Linked DNA regions of Homo sapiens: region 2 is linked to region 1. Evidence: read pairs that join two places in POLR2A ChIA-PET (ENCODE). Cell type or tissue: PC-9. All regions are shown on one strand. Links, peaks and the distances in the headings refer to the core of each region. The heading gives the core; the rest is flanking DNA. Region 1 overlaps MED12L (mediator complex subunit 12L). Region 2 overlaps EIF2A (eukaryotic translation initiation factor 2A).

The links. Peaks named below come from ENCODE experiments on the same cell type or tissue, not always from the same donor. Only the 100,000 strongest peaks of a DNase experiment are listed, where the experiment ranks them.
Region 2: POLR2A ChIA-PET joins it to region 1 with 6 read pairs; 3 of 35 experiments call an interaction of 5 or more read pairs at or near these places.

What each region holds. Positions count from the first base shown.
Region 1 is chr3:151,105,579-151,109,977 of GRCh38, reverse strand. The region is part of intron 2 of MED12L (mediator complex subunit 12L); the gene reads right to left. Among named protein-coding and RNA genes, the nearest start is that of MED12L, 22 kb to the right of the region's middle. In PC-9, for the core only: no CTCF peak of the experiment used is centred there; DNase peaks (open chromatin) are centred at 2,117 and 3,437.
Region 2 is chr3:150,562,888-150,567,286 of GRCh38, reverse strand. It overlaps EIF2A (eukaryotic translation initiation factor 2A), which reads right to left. Exons shown (of 14, transcript NM_032025.5): 5 at 3,673-3,772; 6 at 2,906-2,988. LOC124900547 (a long non-coding RNA gene) reads left to right here. Exons shown (of 2, transcript XR_007096128.1): 2 at 181-2,910. Among named protein-coding and RNA genes, the nearest start is that of EIF2A, 18 kb to the right of the region's middle. In PC-9, for the core only: no CTCF peak of the experiment used is centred there; no DNase peak of the experiment used is centred there.

The DNA of each region.
Region 1 (4,399 bases), core at 217-4,216:
TTGCCCATCTGCAAAGGTGAGGCAACTAAGATCCCAAAAACGTGAGGCACACACAACAGTTAGTCAAGATCCTGTTCCCAGGGTCGTGCTCTGGGAACCAGATCAACAGCACTGAACCTTTTAAAAGGACTCTTACTAAAGGCTGCACATCTTCCTGTTGTACAACATGGAAAGTAAGAGAAAAAATAAAGCACTTTTAATAACTGTTGGGAAGCAGAAGAGACCATGAATCCAGACATACTTTTAAATATGTTTAACATTAACAGCATCTAGGGCAAAATAGTTGTACACACATGTCCAAGACCAAGTATTAACTAAGCCAAGAGACAATGCCAGCTGAGAATGTGAATTCACAGTCCTCACCAAGCGGCCCAGAGTAGCAGTGCACCAAACCATTGTGCACATGGATTTCAACAGATTTACAACAAAGTAATCCAAACATAGAGAAAGGAGAACTCTCACACCTCTTGTCATTGGTTTCGACTAAAATAACAAGCTTTAAAGCAATTCGAGGGAGACAGGCACACAGAGAGAAACAGAAACCAAAGTCCAGAAAATAGTCCATGCTAATATGTAAGGCCTGTGTTCACTCTGTATTTTTGTATTCTACACTGATAACAAAAATCAGACCTTCGGCCCAGTGCGGTGGCTCACGCACTTTGGGAGGCCGAGGCAGGCAGATCCCGAGAGGTCAGGAGATTGAGACCATCCTGGCTAACACGGTGAAACCCCGTCTCTACTTAAAATACAAAAAAATTGCCGGGCGTGGTGGCTGGTGGCTGCGTGTAGTCCCAGCTACTCGGGAGGCAGGAGAATCACTTGAACCCGGGAGGCAGAGGTTGCAGTGAGCCGAGATTGCGCCACTGCACTCCAGCCTGGGCGACAGAGCGAGACTCCATCTCAAAAAAAAAAAAAATTCAGACCTTCGATACTTCGGGTAACCTCCAACTGCATCCATAAATCTCATGCATTTACCTTGAACTTCACAGAATGATCTTATTTTTTGGATCACTTTCAAAGCAATCTTTTAATTTCAATGAAATGTTTCACTGGGAAAGTGAAAACATTTTGATGCTAGTTTGGGAATTTCTTAAGCTCTTTTGCACTCAAGAAAAAAATAAGCTCAGTTTAACACAATTTTCAATGGCCATCTCAAAGTCAGATAATGCACACAAATACATACTACAGACACTCACAACCTCCTGAGCGTCACCCTCTATCGCACAGAACATGCGCAGAAACTCCCAATTTTTTCCGTCCCCTAGTCACATCTAACAAACCAGTTCCATGACGATTCAATGAATTGGACAGAAATGTCCACCAGGGATGAGAAAGCCACAGAAGTAGAAAAATATCCCTCTATGCGCTAGTCAAGAAGGCTGAGTTAGCTCAAGTCTTACTCAGAACAAACAAAACACTTTTCATGGTTTTATAGCTATATTTCCTAGCCTTGTCCACCTCTCCCCCAAAAGAACATTCTCTCAGACCCCCAAGGATGTCTGTAAACCCCAGTTTGGGAAACTGGGCTATGATAATCCCCATCACAGATACATGTAATTGTTACTAGGCAACACCTACAGTTAGCAGATATAAAAGACCTGGAAGATAAGGGAAGAATCTTTTACTCCTCATAACTCATCATTAACCAAACCTATCCATACTTCTCTCAAAACATATCTCCCCTTTATTCCTTCCTTTAAAATACTACAACCCCCCTCCCACCCACCACCTGCCCCTCACCCCACCCCTACCAACTGAGGCAGCTGTTACAGCAGGATTCGGCTACTGCTCCGCACACATTTCACTCCTGTCCAGCATGCCTACTGGCCCTGGATGAATCTTCCTGAAACAGTTTTCTATTCTGCACTCTCCTATCCAAAAGCATCAGAAGGCTTTCTTCTCTTTTTCCCCTGAGAAGCGAAAAAGCAGCATCTAGCATAACTGTCTACAAACCCTCAATAACATCTCTGGTCTTCTCCCCACTTATCTCTGGCCCCAAATCAAAACACAGTCGCCCAGGACTGGCATTCAAAGCCTTAAACAATCAAGCCCAGCATTCCAGCCTTGCTTCCATTCTAAGTGTGCGAGTCACATGGATCTGCGTTTGAATGCATAGGCTTACCTACGATTGAGACTAAGATAACTGATCTCTGTATCTTGGTGGCTTTGTTTGAAAGGAGACAGGAATAACTCACAGGACTGAGGTTACATAAGATTAAATGTGCAGAGTTTAGCACAGTGCCTGGTCCATTATTAAATGCCCTATAAATGGTGGCTATTGTTATTATAGCTGTTTTCTATTTTTGTATTTTAACTTTCATTTAATCTATTTTATTATATGCCATCCCACATACGCTGTCTTTTCAACCTCTAAGCCTTACATCATGCCATTCCCACCCCCTGAAATACATTATTATGAAATATTTTATATTTTTCAAGCCACAACTCAAGGCCTGCTCCCCGTCCTTCATTCGATTAACAAATAATTATGCATACAGACTCTGCTAAGTCCAGGGGATTCCATAGTGAGCGAATTCCAAGTGTTATAAATACCCCAAACTGCCTGCTCAGAAAGCACATAACAGTGGCTTAAACTAGTCTGGGGAGTTAGACAAGAATGCTCTGAAAAGGTGGCCTTTGACCTGAGCTCTGACTGCAAAGTAGGAGTTAACTTCAAGAGGATAGCCTCTTACAGTGGTAAGCTTCTGATATTTTGCATGAAATGATATAATATTAACTCTAAGGAGATCATGAATAGGTAGGGTGTAGACTGTAATTCCTAGAGCAACAACTCCGAAAAACAACACAAATAAGTATAACTAAAATGCAATTGGTAAACAAAAGTTATTTTTAAAATAGTCTAATAATCCAAAAAAAAAAAAAAAGCTGGGGACACAGAAAACAAATAGTAAAATGGTAGACCCAAAGCCAACCATATCAATAAGCACATTAAATGCTAATTAAATATTCGTGGACTAAGACTCCAATTAGAAGACTGGAATTGTCAGAATGAGTAAAAAAGTAGAGCCCAACTACAGGCTATACTTTAAATATAAAGACATACTTTAAATATAGAGACAGATAAGTTGATAGGAAATGGATGAAAAAGACATATACCATGCAAACAATAAACATAAAAGAGTTGAAGTAGCTGTATTAATATCAGATATAGTAGACTTCAAGACAAAAAGTATTATCAGAGATAAAGAGGGACAAGTCATAATGATAAAAAGGTCAATTCATCAGAAAGGCATAACAATCATTGGTGCATGTGTGCCTAACAAAAGAAAAGACAGAGGATGGGCATGGATAAAGTCTGCAATGTTGGGAAAATTAAAGAAAGAATGCTGTCATAGCAGTAGCAGGAAGTGGAATGCAGCTGTAAAAGACAAGAATGAAGCAGTACAGGTTGGGGGAGAGACTATGCAGGGTCTGTGAACCAAGTAAAGAGCTTCTGTCTTTATCATAAGAACAGTAAAGGTTTTAAGCAAGAAGGTGACATCAGGCGGGGCATGGTGGCTCATGCCTGTAATCCTAGTACTTTGGGAGGCTGAGGCAGGAGGACTGCTTGAGACCAGGAATTTCATATTAACCTGCCCAACATGGCGAGACCCTGTAGGAAAGGAAAGGAAAGGGGAGGGGAGGGGAGGGGAGGGGAGGGGAGGGGAGAAGGAAAAGGAAAAGGAAAAGGAAAAGGAAAGGGAAAGGGAAAGGGAAAAGGAAAAGGAAAGGAAAGGAAAGGAAGGAAGGAAGGAAAGAAAGAAAAAAAAACAGAAGGTGACATTATCCGACTTGAATAGAAGTGCAGTGTGGACAACTGACTGGAGTAGGGTCAGACCAACTGGGAGGCTGAGGGTAAGGGGATTGGGACCAGTTACCAGGCTCTCATGAGAGTTGGAAGATCACATAATAGTAGCTTGGACCAAGATGGTGGTGGTGGAAGTAAAGAGAAGGAAGAAATGGAGGGATATTTAGGAGGGAAACCCAACAGGATTTACGTTGATTTCTTGGATGGAATGACAAACAGCAAGGTTGTCAACGATGTCCTAGACTTTTGGGATGGTATATCTCCCCCATGTTGGGGGCTTTTTGCAGAGGAAGGGGAGCAGATCACAAGTTCAGGTATAAACGTCGTAAGTTTGAGGCATCAGACACACAGAGAAAATGTTTCTAGTAGGCACTCAGCTATACAGGTCTAGAGAAGTCTAGGCTGGAGTCTTAAAGTCGTGAGTTGTCTGCATATGGCTAGTGACTGAAGCCTGGAGATGGCTGGGATCACCTAGAGAGAAGGTCAAGTGAGAAAAGACCAGGACCTAAGACAGACCCTGGGAAAAATCCAGTATTGATTTAATAGCCAGTTAGAGGAGGATAAGCCTTCAAAAAAGACTGAGACAGTGTG
Region 2 (4,399 bases), core at 246-4,245, 540 kb after region 1:
AAATTCTGTAACTTAATGTGATAAACAGATGCATGATAATGATGATCACAACCACAGTAACAATGGCTGATATTAAGAGCTTACTCTATTCCAGGCAGTCTGAGCCATGCTATTATTAATAAAACTGCCACTCTAGTTAATTAGATCAAGAGCTAATATACTTTCTTTGTTCAATTTCAGAGATCAATGGCTTTTCAAAAGCAGCACACCAAACTGTCAAAGTGGTGATCCCTCTTCATTTGACATGCTCACAAAGAGGAGAATAAGACAAGAAAGCAAGCTAACCCAGAAACAGTGAGGTGACAGTGCGCCTCAAACACAGGAAAATAAAATGCATAACTATACTGATTGGATGCTGCTCAAAATCAGCCTACATGCCATCTTTGGTACGTGTGAACAAAGTTACCAATTCCTATTCTAACTATGATATACTCAAAACTGTACAATCAGTAATGGGATGCTCTAAAGACAAAAGAACTGCAAACCCTTTTTAAAAAATTATTTTCAGTAACAGTGTTACTTTTTGGTATTAAGATTGTAAGAATACCTTGTGGATAATGTGGAACAAACCAAATGAATACTTATGTGAATGTGATATTCTCAAATTATCATCCCTGGTATTCCAGAGTAACAAGATTCTTGGTGGTGACAGAAGGCAATACAAATAAGATAGAAGTTAAATAAAAACCTTGTAGTCTTCAATTTAAATAAAACTATACGTATAAAACTTTAATTTAAATAAAATTATGATTGTTACATCTTTTAAATAGAAAAAAAAGGCCTAGAAACAATGATCAATGCAACAGCAAATAAGAATCTCTAGAACCTAAATACCTTTTTTTTTGCTAGACTCAGCCAATTTTTCAAGAAACCCTATTACCTTTTAATGTTTCCTTCAATGAGATCAAGAGCTAATACTTTTTCTTTGTTCAATTTCAGAGATCAATAGCTATTCAAAAGTAGCACACCAAAAAGGCGACAGGGTTTCCTGAAAAATTAGCCAGTTCTAGGTGTAATGGTTAGAAATGTACAAATTAATCCTAGAATGACTTGTCTTACCATATAGCAAAGAAGTCACTAAGGATTAATTGATCAAAGATGAGACAATTTGAGCATCAATAAGAAAAATAACTACAATGGACTGAAACACATACCTTTTAAATCCACAGCTCATTAAGAATGGGACTAAAAAGGCCAGGCGTGGTGGCTCACGCCTGTAATGCCAGCACTTTGGGAGGGTGAGGCAGGTGGATCACCTGAGGTCGGGAGCTCGAGACCAGCCTGACCAACATGGCGAAACCCCATCTCTACTAAAAATACAAAATTGGCCGGGCATGTTGGCACATGCCTGTAATCTCAGCTACTCAGGAGGCTGAGGCAGGAGAATCGCTTGAACCTGGGAGGCAGAGGTTGCGGTAAGCCGAGATCGCACCATTGCACTCCAGCCCGGGCAACAACAGCGAAACTCCATCTCAAAAAAAAAAAAAAAAAAAAAAAAGAATGGAACTAAAAAACAGCCTGGGCAACATAATGAGATCCTGTCTCTACAAATAATCAAAAATTAGCCGGGCATGGTGGTGCAAGCCTGTAGTCCCAGCTACTTGGGAGGCTGAGGCAGGAGAATTGCTTGAGCCCAGGAAGTCGAGATTGCAGTGAGCCATGATTGCACTCAGCTTGGACAAAAGAATGAGGCCCACTCTCGAAAAACAAGAATGGGGAAAAAGCTAATTGGTTACAATGAAGGTTGCTAGAGGTGGAATACATTATATTAAAACTGATAAGAGCAAGAATATTTATCCCGCCTTTTCTATATAAATGCAGCACTAGGTAACCAAATAGTAGAAGGGGAAATTTTTCTTTATAGAAGCAGTACAGCTGAAAAATAAGTGAGGGAGAAAAAACCAGAGTATCAACAATTTGCAACCACTGATGAAATAATGCATCCAGGCATGAAACATTAATGTCAGCTAAGCCTACAAAATTAAAGACAACCAGACATTATGTGCTTCTTGATAAAAGAAGTGAACATCACCTTATAATGTAGTCTTACCCTTACTCACCTAAAAAAGAACCTGAAGCTGAAACTCTAGAGCCAACTTGCAATTTATAGGGGACAGATGAACATGTTAAATTATACCATGGGATACAAAAGCAAAATTCAAACTATGGGAAAACGTGAAAGACAAATAACCTTGTTTCTTAAACAATAAATTATGAAGAATAAAATAACAGATAGAGTGGGAACTTATAGGACCAAAAGAAACATAAAAGATATATCAATCAACCACAATGTGCAGTACCTTATTTGGATCCCGAGTTTTAAAAAAAATTGTAACATTTGCAATTAGTAGAAATTTGAACACATATTTAATAATTTGTGATAATGGTTTTGTGGCTAAGTTTAAAAAATGAAAGGCCCCAATCTTCAGAAATCTACTCTGAAATATTTACAATTACATATTTAACAAGTATATAAAAGTATAACCATATCTGGGATTTGCTTTCACTTAGTAAGAGATGGTAGCTGGAGAGATGTATGGATGAGATAAGATTGGCCACAAGCTGATGGTTACTAGAACTAGGTGTCTGAAGTTTAAAATTCTACACGATAAAATATCTAAAAAATTTGTGTCACAGAATTTCAATAGCAATTAAATTCAGGAAAAGATATTCAAATGTCTTAATAGCAATTACCAGATAATAAAAAGTTATTGTAAAAGAAAACCTTTGTGTTACAGATTTTCACTGAATTCAGACTTATAAAGAATTATGCAAATGTATGTAAGAGTAATTATTGATTAATAGATTAACAGTATTTAGGAAAACCCTATGATGTCATAAAAGTTAATGGAAACTGTATACGATTACAGTAAGTAATAAAATTATGTCATAAATCTTTCCATACTAAAATTGTTGTTTTCAAAGAAGTGAACTTCATTGTTAACATTGCGGGCACAAAGAGTTTCATCTTCTGACCAGGATGGACACCTATGTCAATGAAAAAAAAAAAAAGTATAAAAAATATTCAGACAGAATGTAACATCACATTAACATGTTAAAGTAATTTATGATATTGGTTACCATTTAAGGAAAAACACTTATAAACACTTATAAATATGATATTAAGTCAGTTACTAATAGTTTTAGTCAATATATGTTAATAGAAAAGGCCAGGTGCGGTGGCTCACACCTGCAATCCCAGCACTTTGGGAGGCCAAGGCAGGTGGATCACCTGAGGTCAGGAGTTCAAGACCAGCCTGGCCAACATGGTGAAACCCCATCTCTACTAAAAATACAAAAATTAGCCAGGCATGGTGGCACGTGCCTGTAGTCCCAGCTACTTGGGAGGCTGAGGCAGGTGAAATTGCTTGAACCTAGAAGGCAGAGGTTGCCGTGAGCCAAGATCAGGCCATTGCACTCCAGCCTGGGTGACAGAGCGAGACTCCCTCTCAAACAAACAAAAAAAAGAAAACATTGTTCCTTTCCACTTAATACTAAAGGAAAGAAGGATCAAGTTTTTGCTCTATTACATTCCTACATACAAAATCCTTAAAAATGTAGATTTTTGTCTGATAAGTTATTTTTTAAATCAATATCAGGAAAACAAATATTATACAGTGATGACATTAAAAATACTATGTAAAAAATTAGTATTTTAAGCCATTTATTTACCAATTTTGCATTTTTTTCTGGATGAAAGATTTCAAACATGTCCCAGTTTTCACATCATAAAGTTGTAGGTTGGGTATCCCAGCTGTGCCATCTTTAGAAGCTGCAATAAAATTTCTTTTTTTCAGTAATTGCCTTGTAACATTTGTAAAGGGATTATTTTTCTTATTTATTAAGTTTGATATGGATTACTATCAAATGGGTTAAATCATGAAAGCTTGCCTCTGTGTTACCAAAATAAATAAATAAATAAATGAAAGGTTACATAACCCACTCATGATTCTCAACTGATTCTCAGTATCTCTTTCATTTACTTGGAAAAATTAGATTCATGAGAGTTCATACCTCTTGAAAGAACAAAAACTCAGGAGGTTTGTAAGCCAATAATGACCTATTATCATTTACTTATTCAAAAATATCAACATTATTAGAAAATGTTTCTTAAAATAAGCCCCTATAACTATTTTATTACATGAAACACAGTTATATGAAATGTTCATATAATGTATTATCATTAAGTATCTCTTTAAATATTTTGGAAAATGGCACAACATTTTCGACTCTACCATACACATCCCTTAGATGTTTTGTCTACTGTACTTCCTTTCACATAATAATTATTTAAAAGTCTTGATTTTAAAAGTCATTATTATTCTTAATCTTCAGAAATCTCTATCCAGCAGTTATTTACTTCCTGAATTTTCCCTTGAGCTTTTTCTTTTCCTTTAGC